Linked DNA regions of Mus musculus: region 1 is linked to region 2. A link is a loop called in an ENCODE intact Hi-C map of the cell type or tissue named here. Cell type or tissue: left cerebral cortex. All regions are shown on one strand.

Region 1 (8,000 bases), 160 kb after region 2:
ACACACCACACACACACACACACACACACACACACACACACACACACACACACACGTACAGACAGACAGACATACACTACATGCCTACATTATCTGTCTGTGGTAGGGGTTGAACCCAGGTCCCTGTAGACCTTGCACACAGCAAACAAGCACCACTGAGCCACGCCCCTAGTGAGCCACACCCCTAGCCCTTGAAACCTAGTTTTGTATGAAGGATACAGGCTTACACTTGCTGCTTTACTTTAAGACTCTAAAGATCTTTCATTTTCTTTATCTATTTTCCAAGAGATATGGAAATGTGTATGTGGCCCTGGCTGTCCTGGAACTTGCTTTGTAGACCAGGTTGGCCCTCAAACTCAGAGATCAGCCTGCCTCTGGGATTAAAGGTGCACACAGTGGGTGGAGAGACAGCTCAGTGGTTAGAGGTCCCTGAGTCCAGTTCCCAGCAACCGCATGGTGGCTCACACCCATCTGTAATGGGACCTGATGCCCTCTTCTGGTGTGTCTGAAGAGAGCGACAGTGGACTCACATACATAAAATAAATGTTAAAAAAAAAAAGGTACACACATGCCACTAACACTTGGGTGGCTTTAAAGATCTTTAAAACGTTAAGTCTGAGATTGAAATGTATATTAATTTCCCTAAGACATTTGTCTGGTCCATCTGAATCATGTTTCTGGTACTTTAGAGGTCAATTTTGGATGTTAATTCTCTAGATGTATGCATTCTGCATACCCAAGGGTAAGACATTCTTTGAACCAAATACACACGAAGAAACTAATTACAGGAGACTGCTGGCATTCATTCCTCGGTGTTTTTATTGGCCCTGGATCGACAATGCCTGAGTCTCCCTTGAGTAAATGTATTTTTACCTTTTATTTTGAAATCTTTAAAACTTTTAAATGTTGCTCGTTGTGGGGGCACATGCCTTTAATCCCAGCACTTGGGAGGCAGAGGCAGGCGGATTTCTGAGTTGTAGCCTGGTCTACAAAGTGAGTTCCAGGACAGCCAGGGCTATACAGAGAAACCCTGTCTTAAAAAACAAACAAAAAAAAGAGCTGTGTGAGAACTGTGTCCAGACTTAAGAGATGGCCCAGCTGGGGCAGAGATGAGAGAAGGGAGATGGCGTGGCTTTGACACACTGTGTGGGGACCTGGAAAGCATCCCCCATACCAGCAGCGTGTCTGCATGGTGAGAAGAGTAAGAGGACAGTGTGTGCCGGCCTCAGCAAAGCTGAAGAGACCAGAAAGAATAGAGGTCCCAGAGTAAAAGGAGGTTCATTTTGCTTTGCTTGCTATATTCAAAGCATTAACATAGGGACGGATAGAGGAAAGCCCTAGGTGCCAGAGGACAGATGTATAGTTTAGTATGGCTTTCGCCTAGCATGGACATGGTTTTAGGCTTCACCCCAGACCCCCAAATAAACAAGATGCTAAGTTAAATTAGAATTTCAGATGGTTTTTAATGTGTCTCTTATATCACATATACTCAGACAGACTCAAATTTAACTGGTTACCTTATGTTCTTTTCTGAATTTGCTCATCTTTCACAGAGGAGCCTCATCTTCAGTCTACCTAATGAAGAAATGAATACTTATACTCACACTATAAGGCATTTATCAGTGCAGCTGCAGAATCAGAGTAGGAGACCTCCCTAATACAAGTGCACATGGCAGAGATGATAATGTTCTTGGCAAACGACTGAAGTCTGACGAGTGACAGGTGGCTTCATCTGACTGGAGTCAGTCCTGCGTGACCGCTCCTCTTCACTCACTGCTGTGTACCCCTCTGCCCAGTTCCTCAAGCTCTCACCACAAACCTGAGGACGCTCACGTCTGCTTTCCTCCCAGGACTGTAGGAGAGAAGTATGCACAAGGCACCCGAGCATGGGAGGCTCTCCCTACATGCTAATCCCCACTGTGAATCAAAACGTCACAGGGCAAGCAGGCTGCCTGTCACAAATACTTATGTTAGTGGCATTCAGTAATAACAAGGTTGGATTAAGTAATTTTATTTCCATGATCATCTATTTACACTGTACAGATACTAATGAAAAGCACCCACAAGTTCACAGTACAATACAATATATTTACTTTAAAAATATATTCCTTTATAAAAGGTTCATAGAACATTGGCATGTCCATGTGACAAACTCTCAAAGCCTGTCACCAATTTTGTGATAACCAGAATGCTTCCAAGTACTGTCAGTTCACAATCACAGGTCACCATTAGAGTTGTAAATACGTACAGGTTTTAAATAAAAAAAGTGAATTCTACAGTGGAAAGTCTTGAGGCGACACTCATTAGTTCGTTAACATAAATACGTTCATGGAGATGTCTGTCATAGTAACGCACAAAAGCAAACACTCCACTCAACGACACATCTCAGGAGTCACAATTCTCTACTTCTTCTTCTTGGCTGCTTCTCCTGGCTCCACTCTGCGAATCTTAGATGCCCGCTCATCTTTGTCATCATCTTGAAGAGGGAAAGAAGAGAGCTTTCTTAGTTCTCTAAAAATCAACACAAAACACACATTCAGCTTTATGCCGAAACAGTTACTCACTGGACGTTTAAAGGCATACTAATAAAAACTAAATACTAATTTTTAGAACACGGATATTAAATTACATATAAAATGGTTTAATTGTAGCAATATAATATTTGCAAACTGACCTTTTAGAGGCAAGTTAATAATGTCGTCGCATAAGATATTTTGGTGAAAATCAGCTTTTTCTGAAACACTCACTCCGCAAACTCTCCAGCACAAACAGTACATCCATTTAGATACAGTCCATACTTCACAGCATAGAGCACTGCTCCTTCTACAAAGCATGCATCTTCTAGCCGTGCCGAGTAACCACCAGCGTGACTTGTCCTCTCAGATTTCACCTCCAGTCTTATGATTATTAACCCACCACACAAGTGGAGGTTCAGACAACCTCGCAGGTGTCTGCTCTAATTCTGGACCAGTCCTCCTAGGAGGTCAGAACATCCTAATGGCAACAGAATAAGCAGGCTCCACCTTCAAGTTAAGGGAAAGTTGGATGAAGGAAGACTACTGAACTATACAGTAAACAGCACCCACTGCCCCACACAGTCATTGTCTGCGGACACAGAAAATTTCCATTAATAAAAATGTCAATTCTGACAAAGCAGACCTTTTCATCCTATTAAAAACAAAAACCCAAGCACTTTATTTAAGTGGTTCAGTAAACACAGGCAGCTGCAGCGGATTAGCTGCTAATTCCCATCTCCCTTAATGAATGTGTGCTGTAAAGAATCCCAGCCAAAGCTGGGTGGTGGTATGTCTCAAATCCAGGAGGATGAGACAGGAGAACTGCTATCAGCTTGGGGCCAGCCTGGGCTTTATAGCAACTGCATCCCACCTCAGAAGAACTCTATATACATAAACATAACTTCTGACTTCCCTACTTCCACAGAGCAGGGACTAAATCCACCCTAGCCTATGCCTTTCAGACAACCGCTCTATACTAAACACCCTTAGCTGTCTTTGACTTTATCCCCCATCCCCTTCCTTCCTATGTCACGCAGACTTGCCTGATTTTATAATCTCCCTGCCTCGAGCCTTCTAGGTACTAAGTTGACAGACATGAGCCTCCATGTTGGCTTAAGTTTACTTTTTGATGAACATGATACCCAAAGCCCAACAGGTATAATATGGTGACATATAAACGATTTTGATTTTAAGATGCCTTCATATTTAAAATTGCTAAGGTTAACCTAACTGCTAAGGTTAAAGCACAAATTCTGTGAAGAAAATCTGTAACTTAGGCTGGATATGAATGTCTGACACCCCTGCTTCCACTTCCTAAGTTTAGGGATATTGGTGTAAAGCCACTATACCCATTAAAACAATTAGCTAGAGCTTAATTATCAAGTTAACCTTGAAATTATTTTCAGAAACAGTAGTATGAAAAGTTGAAAGCATTTTTGAAGACTTCCATGAAACACATTAACACACATTAGTAAGGGGCATTTCTGCTTTTATTCTGACACTACAGGTAAGTCTACAGATAAAACTGAAACCACATACTACAATTGAGAAAGTGAGTTCCCATGACTGAAGCACGAGGGCTCACACCCTCTAGTGGCACAGTTAGGAACTGCCTTAAACACCAGGGCAGGACAGACAGCTATTGGTTAATAAAGCTATGGCCACCCGAGTTTTACTTATCAACACTTCACAGTTGCTAAAGAAGAAGCACTGTTAGGCAGCGAGGGACAAGGCTTGATTTAACCTCCTCTATATTCTGAACATAAGTAGCAAAAATGACCAGAGGAAGAAGACTATGGGAAGGTAAAATAAAAGCCAGGTAGCTTAATAATTACTTACAAACTATAGGTTAAAAAATGTCAGGGGTTGGAGAGATGGCTCTAGATCAGAATTTGAATTCTCACAGCCTTTGCAAAAAGCCTGATCAGTTAACTCATGTCTGTCATCTCAAAGCTCACATGGCAAGGTGGGAGGCAGAGACAGAATTCCCAGCTCTAAAGCCAGCCTGACATGGCATACATACATGAATGGCAGAGAAAAAGTCAAACAAGGTAGAAGATAAGGCTGACACCCAGGGTGGTCCTCTGGTCTCCACGTTCACATGTGTACAAAGAGGAAATGTCAGGCAAATTAATATTTTCAGCAACTTCCTATGGCACGGGAGTGTGCACTGGCTGAGGATGTGGCTGAGTAGGTCGAGTGTTCGCCTAGCACACAGAAAACCCTAGGTTCAACATCTAGGAGCACAGAATAGAGGGTGGTACAGACGTGTGATCTCAGTTTGAGAGGCAGGGGCAAGAGGATCGGAAGTTCACGGCCATCTGGCTACATAGTGTCAGACCCAATTTCAAAAAAGGAGGGGGGCTATTTATTACAAGAGTTATATTCAGTAACCAACACACAAGTCCAAATTAACAATTTAATATTTATCTATTTTTAATGTGCGTGCCACCCCTGAAACCCCACTTACTTCCTGAGACAAGGTTTCTCTTCTGTCTGGCATTTACCAATTGTTAGACAGGCTGGCCTTCAGGCCCCAAAGGTTCTCCTGCCTCTGCCTCCCTGGGATCAGGATGATAAGCAGGCATCACTACATCAGCATTTGTAGGTAGATCCTGGGATCAAACCCAGGTCCTCAGGCGTGTGAGGACAGCCCTGTAAGACTGTGCTACATCCTCAGCCTCACTCAGGTGACTTTTGAGTCATGCCATGTGGCTTTAAACCAGAAAAAAACGAGTTCTTTTTGTCCTTTTCCACTGCTAACATTCACTTTTCAACCAAAAGGATAGAACTCGCTATGGTAATATGGGTGCTTTTGCCATTTATTTGAATTTCTGATAATTGAACCCAAAAATTAAAAACAGAGGATTCTTGCTTCCTTGGTCTTTATCCTCAAGGGACAGAGATGTAAGAGCACTAGACTGCGACAACCCGGATGTCAACTCTGGTCCCGGAGAAGAATGGTTAGTTCTTAACCAGTGAAACAGGGAGGAAGCAACCTCAGCTTAACAAGACACAAATCCTATTTCAAGGTTGAACTTAAGTCTTAATTTGTCAGTTCCTAATGGTGTGCACGTAGGCAAATTCCTTCATGTCAGACTGTATTCTAATCTGCAAGACTGATAAGCAACTATGAGTAACTATTGTGTCAGTTTGCTAAGAATATTAAAAGTATTTACTGTGACCTTGGGTAAGTCTTAAGCTTTCATTTTTATATTTACCTGTTCTAGTTTTGTAGGACTCTATAAGGATTACTTTATTCAAAAATATCTTTTAATCAAAGTACCATATAATAATGTATTAAAATTCACACTTTATTAAAGATCTTAAAAAAAAAAACCAGCCCAAACCTGGACATAGTATATACCTATAATCCCAGTGCCAGGGAGGTAAAGGCAGGGGAACAGGGGTTCAAGGTCATCTTCAGCTATGTCAGATGCTGCCTTGCCAAACAGATCAAAAGAGTGCGTGTAGACTCCTGCCAGTAGCAGCCCTTCTCTTAAACATCTCTCTCTATGGTTGGCCCTTGTATTGGAAGATCAGAAATTTGTTTAACAAAAAAGCAAACGGCTTTCAGAACGACAGTCTAAAACGCTGAGCTCAGTCTAACAGCCAGCCTCTGAGTGCTCACAATGTACTAGAGTAACCTAGGCCACACACAGGACCAGATCAGAGCTTGCTGCCTGACAAACTGTATTGCAGAAGGCCTTGTGAAAAGCAGCCACACACAACTAAGTTAGCAGCACTAGCACATCCCAGGTAAAGGAGAGGAAATACTAGAAAAATTTCCACTTTGGTTTCTGTAAGATGAATGGCTTTACCAGCCAAGAGTTTAAAGCATTCGGTCCAGACTATTGGCAATACCCACCAAAGCAAGAACCCATCCCAGTGTGGTCCACCCAGGTCTGAGTTTCAAGATAAAAATGCTGGGATGGAGCCCCAAAATGACGGTGGTGAGGGGGACCGAACGGGTCACACAACTCTCCAGCTCTCTTCAGTTTGTAGAGGTTCGGGGGCAAGCCAGTTACACAATCAGATATCAACTGTAGAAGCTCACTACTAGCTACAGTTGGAGACAGAGATTTGCAGGAAGAGATTACTGCAGCAGTCTAGGCACGACAGAAACGAGATTACCAACAAGGCAAGGAAATCAAACCACTCCAGGCCTGCTCCTACACAGCTGCTTCACGCTGCAACCCTGATTAGCTGAAGCACTGCTGTCTCAACAGAAGCGAAGCCTTCAGTGGGTCACAAATGCAGGACAAGGACCCGCGAGCGAGTTCACACCCGCCGCTCTAATAAGGCATCATACCCAGAGACCTCTGAGACTACTTTCAGGCAGAATCCTTACAAACGGAGCGGAAACGTGGGTTGCTGGCACACACCTTCAGTCCTAGCACTGAGATACTGAGGCACAGACAGGCTGGGCTGGCCTCACTCAAGAGACTGGTCTACATAATGAGTTCCGAGAACATTCAGGTTACATAGACCTTGTCTCCCCCCAAAACAAAACAAAAAACCCGAACGATCGAAAGACCGTTAGCATCCAAAGACAATTTCTGGGCAAGCCTTCCAACTCACTAGGCTGTAAACCTTGTCCGGAAGGATTTTCTTCTTTCTGAGTGCTGAAATCTTAAACAACAACACTCCTCTCTCTTACCTGATTCCACTGTCTCCTCCCCTTCAGGCAGAAGCCTGGCTTTCTTGGCGTTCTGTGGGGCATCGTCTCCATTGTCTTCATAGATATTCGACCATTTGATCGCCATGTCCAGCTCTGGCGGCGGCGGCTTCTTCTCAGTAGTGTAGGTCTCTGGGGGCGGCACGCAGTTGGACTTCCAGATCTTGAACTCCTTTGGAGGCTGTCGAGTAAGCACATTAAGAAACCCTGTGACGAACCGAGGTTCCCGCGATGGATACGAGCGCATGCACCTCCCTGCTCATCATTCTGGCTGACTTTCCTCTTTCTTTCTTTTTTAAAATCCTTTAGGCTTAAAAGACACTTTTTTTTTTCCATCAACATCACAACACTGTTAGGTGAAAAAGTCAAAGGGTTCCCTGGATAAATAAAGCTAATAACTTTTAGTTACCAAAGGAGGATGCAGTCCCAGATACTACGGCCAGGCTGACCCCTTCAGGAGGCTGCAGCAGAGACGCTGTCTTGGAGGCAGCAGCGCAGGCACTTCGGCGTCAAAGGGAAGGGGTCTCGGGGAGAAGCTGCAGCGGGGGGCGGGGAGTCACCACCGTTAGTCGTCGCCCGGCTGGGACCCCCGAGCGCGGAGGGGCGGGCCCGGGCTGACACCCCCCGGGCTCCCGGGGCCGTGGGGACGCGCGGCGCGGCGCGGGCTGAGTGCGAGCCGGGGGTGGGCGAGCGGGCGGAGGGGCAAGCGGGCGTCGGGCCCCGGGGCGGCCGCGGGGCCGGGGATCTCACCTCCTCCGGCGCTTTCACCACATGCCGCTCCCAGTCGATCTGCTTGTTGAGCGGGT
Region 2 (8,000 bases):
ACTTTAAAATTTTTTAAGTAGACACTTCAGGGCTGAGGAGATAACTCTGTTGCCTGCTTTGCAACTGTGAGCACCGTCTTAGTTAGGGTTTGACTGCTACGAGTAGATACCGTGACCAAAGCGAGTCTTATAAGGAGAACATTTAATTGAGGCTGGCTTATAGGTTCAGAGGTTCAGTCCATTATCTTCAAGGCAGGTGGGAGCATGGCAGCATTCAGACAGGCATGGTGCAGGTGGAGCTGAGAGTTCTACATCTCCTTCCTTCCTTTCTTTCTTTCTTTCTTTCTTTCTTTCCTTCTTTCTTTCTTTCTTTCTTTCTTTCTTTCTTTCTTTCTTTCTTTCTTTCGAGAAAGGGTTTCTCTGTGTAGCCCTGGCTGTCCTGGAACTCACTCTGTAGACCAGGCTGGTCTTGAACTCAGAAATCCACCTGCCTCTGCCTCCCAAGTGCTGGGGTTACAGGCGTGCACCACCACTGCCCGGCCGAGAGTTCTACATCTTTGAATCTGAAGGCTGCTAGTGGAAGACTGACTTCCAGGAAGCCAGGGTCTTAAGCCCACGCCCACAGTGACACACCTACTCCAACAAAGCCACACCTTCAAATAGTGCCACTCCTTGTGCCAAGCAAATTCAAACCATGACAGCATCTGAGTTTGATGGCCAAAAGTCAAGTCAAAAAGTAGTGTGTACACATAGGGCAGCGGTGGCAGGAGTGAGGGATAGAAAGACTGAATAGAAATTTCCCCCAAAAAATGTCAGAAGCATAAAATACTAATCAAAGCATCAATTGTATCTCTGTCGTCCAAGACCATTGTTTTAAGTGGTTCTATTTGCGTGCTGGATAGTTTTATGTCAACTTGGCACAAGCTAGAGTCATCAGAGAGGAGGGAGCCTCAGCTGAGAGAATTCTTCCATGAGATCCAGCTGAAGGGCATTTTCTTAATTAGTGGTTGATGTGGGAGGACTATGATGTAGAAGTGTAAGCCAAATAAACCCTTTCCTCCCCAACTTGCCTTTGGTCAAGCACCGTGTTTCATCACAGCAATAGAAACCCTAGTTGTGATATATTTATAATGAGACAGCAATCTGAGGGACACTGTGGTGTGGAGGTTAAGAGTATGTCCACTGTTCCCCAAGCTCCCACATCAGTGACCCGACCTTATAAAGTGAGGGTGAAAAAAAAAAATGACCGTAATAATGTGTGACCAAGGTTAAGTTCACAGAAAAGCTGAGGCAGAAATATCTTAAATTCAAAGCCAGTGTCTGTAGGCAAATAGGGAAATACTGCCTCAGCAAAAAAAAAATTAAAAATAGTAAAAAAAATACTCACTGAACTTAAAATGCACATGAAATTCTTCACACTGCCTGGGATAATGAGCAGCTCAGTCAGTAAACAGGTTCTCCAGAGCAGGAGTGAGGATTAAGAAGAAAAAAGACAATTAGACAACATTGTAGCATGACCCCGGCCAGTTCTGAGACTGAGGCAGGTTTATTTTTTTCCCAGTCTGCTTTTATACCATTTTAATTACATGCAAGTATTAAGGGCAGGCAGTACAATGAGGAACAATCAAGGCAATTAGCAAAGTCCTGGGATTGCTCTCATGACAGTTGTTTCCAAGAGCTTGTCAGAATGACCAAAATACCTGAGCCCACTTTCTTGTCCAAGCCCAAAATCAGATTCTTGCCTGAAGCCTGCTTCTTTTGTTCCACCCTAGGATTAAGATTCCCACCTGAATTTACTTTCCTGTTCTAGCCTAAAATTAGATTCTTGCCTGAACTTATCATGCCCTAATGTCAGATTCCTGCCTGAACTTAATTCTTTGTCATGGCCTAATATCGGATTCCTGCCTACCGGCCCCTCAAAGGATCTCTACAGCATAAACACCTGTGTGATTTATAATTATTATTATTATTTAAAACACACATGTTGGACTTCCCCGGCTCAGCATGAGAAGTGCTTGCTCTGCAAGCCTGACATCCCCAGAGCCCACATCACGGTGGAAGGATGGAAGGAGAGAAGCGACTCTAAATGTTGTCCTTTGAGATAGCACAACCACACATACAGCACCCCTCCCCCACTTCGTGCATGTACACACATATACAATGATGATAATAATGTTCTCAATGAATGCAAGAAAGATGTAAAAGTGTAATTAAACAAAATGGAGAGTGTTATAGGTAAACACACCCCATGCTTTGGTCAAGATTTTGCAATGAAGGGACCAAACAATAACAATAACAAGACCTGGTGATGTTTCAGTCTGTGTTGATGCTAATTTACTAAAATAAGACAAACACCATCTGTGGGGACTTAATGATGATATGATTTTTTATTATTAATATTTTTATTGAACCTTATAGCCAGCCACCTTGTGAGGTAGACTTTATTATCCCCAGGGGGAAAAAAAAAAGAAGTAAACAGAAACTAAGGAGATCTGTGGTTTGCCCAGGACCATTCAGCTAAAAGCAGAGACTGTTTTCAAATCCTGGGGCATAGATTCATAAAACCACACATCTCATACTGTAGCCCAGGCTGGCCTCGGGTGCATGACAATCCTCCTGCTTCAGCCTCCCAAGTGCTCTCATTGTAAGTCTGGCCATTCTACACGACTCTGAAATCACACTTTTGGCCATTTAATAAAATGAGTCTATGGTGGGCATTGTCAGGCAGATGTCCTTGTCCAGCGTTAACATCCTGTCAAAGCACCCTGGGGTTTCACAAATAAGATCTTAATGGTTACATAATCACACGCTAAGAGCTGTATGACTCAAATTATATTCATTTAAAAATTATGTCCAGACATGCATGTTGTTGACCCACATGTTAAGATTACATTCAGATGTGTGTGCTGTGGGCTGGACTCATCCCAAGGACTTTAGGTGCACCTGTGCACACCTGTGAGGAGACAGACAAGCTAGCACCAAGCACGGCAGAGATCTGGATCCCCGTGAAACAGAGGCGCTGATGATGCTACCCAGCCAACAGCTTCGTAGAAACAGAATCGTACCAATCACGCTGTTGTTCTGTTAAAACCTTTAGTCACGGTACACGAATTCCTGTTGAAATTAGATTGTTAGCCAGGTAGTGGTGGCACATGCCTTTAATCCCAGCACTCTGGAGGCAGAGGCAGGCGGATTTCTGAGTTCGAGGCCAGCCTGGTCTACAGAGTGAGTTCCAGGACAGCCAGGGCTACACAGAGAAACCCTGTCTCAAAAAGGAAAAAAAAGAAAATGAATTGTTGATCTAGTCCAGGCCCAAACCTAGGAAATAGTATGTTCACTAAATAGGAATGCTTCATACCTGATAACAAAACCAAGGATTTACCAATGATTTCTCTTTGTGCAGCCTACATCAGAGCCATGGCACCCAAGCCACCGAAGAGCCCCAAGGGCCAGAAAAAGGGCAAAAAGAATATGAAGCAACAGTTACTTGGTAGGATTGGTGGTGGTGGTGGTTGCTGTTGTCGCTGTTGCTGTTGTTTCTGCTGTTGTTGTGTATTATATAATGTGTACTGTGGCTTGACCTATCTATCAAGTAAAATGAAACACTTTTGCTTCTATGAAGTCAGCAGCCCCAGTATTAAATGTTCAGAGGCTAGCCTTTCCCCCACATGCTTCACTACATAGACTAGTGAAATGCCACGGCACCTACGTCACCGAAGGTGACTCTGTGAGAGACCGTTCCCTGCTTTGTCTGTAGCTGGTCACATGGTACTTGAGTTCTCCAGTCCACTTCTCTACTTGTATGCGGATGTTCTGATGTTTTGCAATTTTATAACCAAGTGAGACAACGTGATCCAAAAGGTGAAGCTGATGTTTCTTTGTGTTTTAGTTCCTGAGGAAGAGGAGCCCATGAACATGGAGAGCATGGGTAAGTGGGAACAACGAGGTTGTTACCTAGAGTCTCACTATGCAGCTCAGATAAACCCCCAAACTATGGCTCTGCTTGCCTCCACCTCTCCCGAGGGTTTAGATCGCATCCCCACACTTGGCCTGGAATTTTTAAAGTAAAGAATAAAAAGAAAAACTGAAGGCAGAACTTAAACTGAGAAATAGATTTAGACAACACAGTCCTTTTTAAAAAAAAAAATCTACTGAGAGCACTAATGGTTGGCAATATGGCTTGTAGATACAATATGGTTGTAGACAAGCCTGGCAACCCGAGTTTGATCCCCAGAAGCCACCAAAACGTGAAGGGGAGGCTGGAGAGATGACTCAGGGTTTAAGAGCACCAGCTGCTCGTCTAAAAGTCCTGGGTTTGATTCCCAGCATCCCCATGGTGGCTCACGTCCATCTGTACTGCCAGTTGCAGAGGGATCTGATGCCCTCTGCTGGCCTCTGAGGGCACCACATGCCCGTGGTACAGTGTGCTGTACATGCAGTCAAGACACCTGAACACATACAATAAAAATAATCTTTAAAAATATTAAAAGTTGTAAAATAACATGGACGGAAAGAACCAACTTCACAGTTGTTCTCTGACCTCCAAAGCTTGCTGTGTACACATACCCACCACCTACGTGCATCATACACTGCTGTGTACGCATACCTACACACATGCATCACACACTGCTGTGTACGCATACCTACATACATGCATCACATACTGCTGTGTACGCATACCTACATACATGCATCACACACTGCTGTGCACCCACAGCTACACACATACATCACACACTGCTGTGCACCCACACCCACACACATATATCACACACTGCTGTGTATGCATACATACATACATACATACATACATACATACATATATACATCATACACTGCTGTGCATTCACACCCACACACATGCATCATACACTGCTGTGCATTAATACACACACATGCATCACACACTGCTGAGCATTCACACCCACACACATACATCACACACTGCTGAGCATTCACAGCCACACACATGCATCACACACTGCTGAGCATTCACAGCCACACACATACATCACACACTGCTGTGCATTCACAGCCACACACATGCATCACACACTGCTGAGCATTCACACACACACACATGCATCACACACAGCTGTGCATTCACAGCCACACACATGCATCACACACTGCTGAGCATTCACACCCACACACATGCATCACACACTGCTGAGCATTCACAGCCACACACATACATCACACACTGCTGTGCACCCACACCCACACACATGCATCACACACTGCTGTGCATTTATACACACACACATACATCACACACTGCTGTGCATTCACAGCCACACACATGCATCACACACTGCTGAGCATTCACAGCCACACACATACATCACACACTGCTGTGCACCCACACCCACACACATGCATCACACACTGCTGAGCATTCACAGCCACACACATACATCACACACTGCTGAGCATTCACACCCACACACATGCATCACACACTGCTGAGCATTCACAGCCACACACATACATCACACACTGCTGTGCATTCACAGCCACACACATGCATCACACACTGGTGAGCATTCACAGCCACACACATGCATCACACACTGCTGTGCATTTATACACACACACATGCATCACACACTGCTGTGCATTCACACACAAACATCACACACATACCCAGTAATAATTTCTACCCTATCATGAGAGTATTGAAAGATCTTTTGTTGGATGCCTGCAAATCATGGCTTCCATCAGAATAGCATCTTTCAAACTGTAGCTCAAAGGCAGTGGTCATCTGCTCCCAGTTCGTTTCCATTGAGCTCGTGGCCAACAGCCCTGTAGCTGACACCTGAGTGAAGCCCCAGCCTCCTCCTCTGTCCCTGGACCTTCCTCAACCTCTTGGAAGCAGACTACATGTCACTAAGCTCTAGACTCAAGTGACTCTCATTGCTGATGTCCACAGCACATGGCTTAAAAACTAAAGAGCAGCCCTTCTTACTCAGTTTTACCACAGACCCTATGGGTTGGCAGCATCCTTAGGCCTTGCCCCGTTCAGTCTGTTATGCTGGACCACGAAGGCCCTGGACCAGAGAGGATGCTTAACCTATCAGCTGCCTCTTGTTCACAGTGAGCACCACTTGCCTACCCCAGCTACAAAGAGCCTACAATGTTTACTCACTTCTACATAAGGGGATGTTAAGTCCTATTTTTATATTGCATTTAAAAATGTCCAATTAGTGAAAATGGACCATTGTTATGAAAAATACCAAGCCAGTAGAATCAGAAACGTGTGTCTGGTGGGAGCAGGAAACACGAAACACAACCTTGAGTCAGGGGATCACCTCAAATTCCAGGGCAATCTGGTTTACAGAGAGAATTCTAGGCCAGCCTGGAATTTCACAGTTTGAGAGCCTGCCTGTTCCAGATTGTATTTGTGTTGTCATGATAAAATAACCAGGCACAAAAAGCAACACAGGGGGGGTGGGGTTTATTTGGCTCACACTTCCAGACTAGTCCTTCAGTGAAGGGGAAGTAAGGACAGGGATGTCAAACAGCTACTTCCCCCACACCCACAGCTGCTGGCATTACAAGGGTGTCCCACATGCCCACCTTTTGTATGGGTGCTATAGATAGAACTCAGGCCTCAGGTTTGCAAGGCAAGAGAGTGATTGACTGAGCCATCTTTGCAGCCTGTGGTGCAAATGTTATAACAAATGTACTTACTTGAAACATAAGAACAATAAATTTAGAGTCCCAATTTTCTTTGACCAGCAAGGAAGTACCAGGTACCAGGTGCCAGGGAGCCCCGTTGTGATGGAATTTGCCTAGAGAGGACCAAGGAATGAAAAGTGGGCTAGCTGCCTGGGGAATCACCAGGCAGAGACAGAAACGCTGACTTGCCAGCATCTGTGCTGAGTGTCCAATTGCTCCCGGTTTTCTTGCTTGAAGTTTTAGAGAGCTGTTCTTGTAGTATAGGCATGGTGCCCTCCCTAGGCACTGGCATCAAGAGCCAACCCAGGGCATCTTCACAAAGCCTTCCAGATAAAAAGTTCTGAGAGGAGAAAGCAGAGAGACAGCAGGCAATGCAGAAAGGGCTGTCACTCTGAAGTGAGGTGAACCATGGCGGTCGGTGGTACCACGGCACAATTGTGGGGGTACTGAGAAGCCAGCAGAAAGCCAATACCGTGGAGCTTTGATGGAACCATGGGAGCAGAGGGATAAAGGCCTCCTGGGACCATCTTCTGAGAAGCTGCGCTGTGGCTGGAAGGATGCTTGGGCTGTCTCTTCCTACAGAAGGAGACACAACTTCTAAGACTTCTTAGATGTGGTAGTGCCATTTTTTTTTAACTCAAATCCTTCTAGGAAGTTCTCACAGGGTGCTGGGCAGGAAAAAACATCTCAAGGAAAGAAACCACCTCAGCCCACCTTGAGAGCCCCAGGTGGGGCTGGAGATGGAAGCTCCCACACCCTTACTTGGCCTAGAGCAGCATCTCTAAAGGCTCCAAAGACAAGGGACTGAGGCCCCGAGCCATCCTGGAGCCCTCCCAGCGCCTTGGGGTTATGCTTCAGTCATTGAAGTCTTGCTTCTGGGGAATGTGCAACCCCAGCAGGGCCCTCCGGCACATGGGCGGCACAGCAGCCCCCATGCCCCAAAATTCTTAGTTGTCTTCAACAAGACCAAAAATCACCACAGAGAATGGTCTCTCATTGGTCAGAGAGAAAGAGGGGGGAGGGAGAGGAGGGAGAGGGAGGGGAGGGGAGATGGTGGAGGAGAGGGAGGGGGACCATTCTATGGAACGGAGGGTGCCACCCACATTCTGGATGGATCTTTGCTCTTCAATGAGATCTCTTCGAAGACACTCTCACAGACAGACAGACATGCCCAAAGGCGTGTACGCTGGGTGATTCCAAACCCGGTCAAGTCAGCATTGAAGATTCGTCACCATGCCACCCTCTGAGGCAGGGAGCTGCCTGCCTCTCTTTGCACGTGTGGCAGTGGCGTGGAGGGCGGTCCTCCCTGAGATGCCCCTGCGTCCTGCGGCTTCGCCGTGCTCAGGATCTTTCTCAATGAACCTTTTCTAAAACTTTTT

Evidence for each region. Hi-C counts contacts between places; a loop is a spot of excess contacts. Peaks named below come from ENCODE experiments on the same cell type or tissue, not always from the same donor. Only the 100,000 strongest peaks of a DNase experiment are listed, where the experiment ranks them.
Region 1: it touches region 2 in a loop (2.6-fold over the local background); 3 of 42 quality-filtered maps call a loop at or near these places.

The regions. Positions count from the first base shown.
Region 1 is chr3:145,938,273-145,946,272 of GRCm38, reverse strand. 2410004B18Rik (RIKEN cDNA 2410004B18 gene) reads right to left here. Exons shown (of 3, transcript NM_025555.5): 1 at 7,945-8,000; 2 at 7,177-7,375; 3 at 1,444-2,476. The coding sequence ends at 2,403. Among named protein-coding and RNA genes, the nearest start is that of 2410004B18Rik, 4.3 kb to the right of the region's middle. In left cerebral cortex, CTCF peaks have their summits at 4,109 (motif pointing left) and 7,583; a DNase peak (open chromatin) is centred at 4,115; H3K4me3 peaks cover 1,172 bases; H3K27ac peaks cover 59 bases.
Region 2 is chr3:146,098,563-146,106,562 of GRCm38, reverse strand. It overlaps Wdr63 (WD repeat domain 63), which reads left to right. Exons shown (of 23, transcript NM_172864.3): 2 at 3,344-3,430; 3 at 3,830-3,868. The coding sequence starts at 3,358. It also overlaps a transcript of Mcoln3 not described here. Among named protein-coding and RNA genes, the nearest start is that of Wdr63, 5.5 kb to the left of the region's middle. In left cerebral cortex, a CTCF peak has its summit at 4,334 (motif pointing left); no DNase peak of the experiment used is centred here.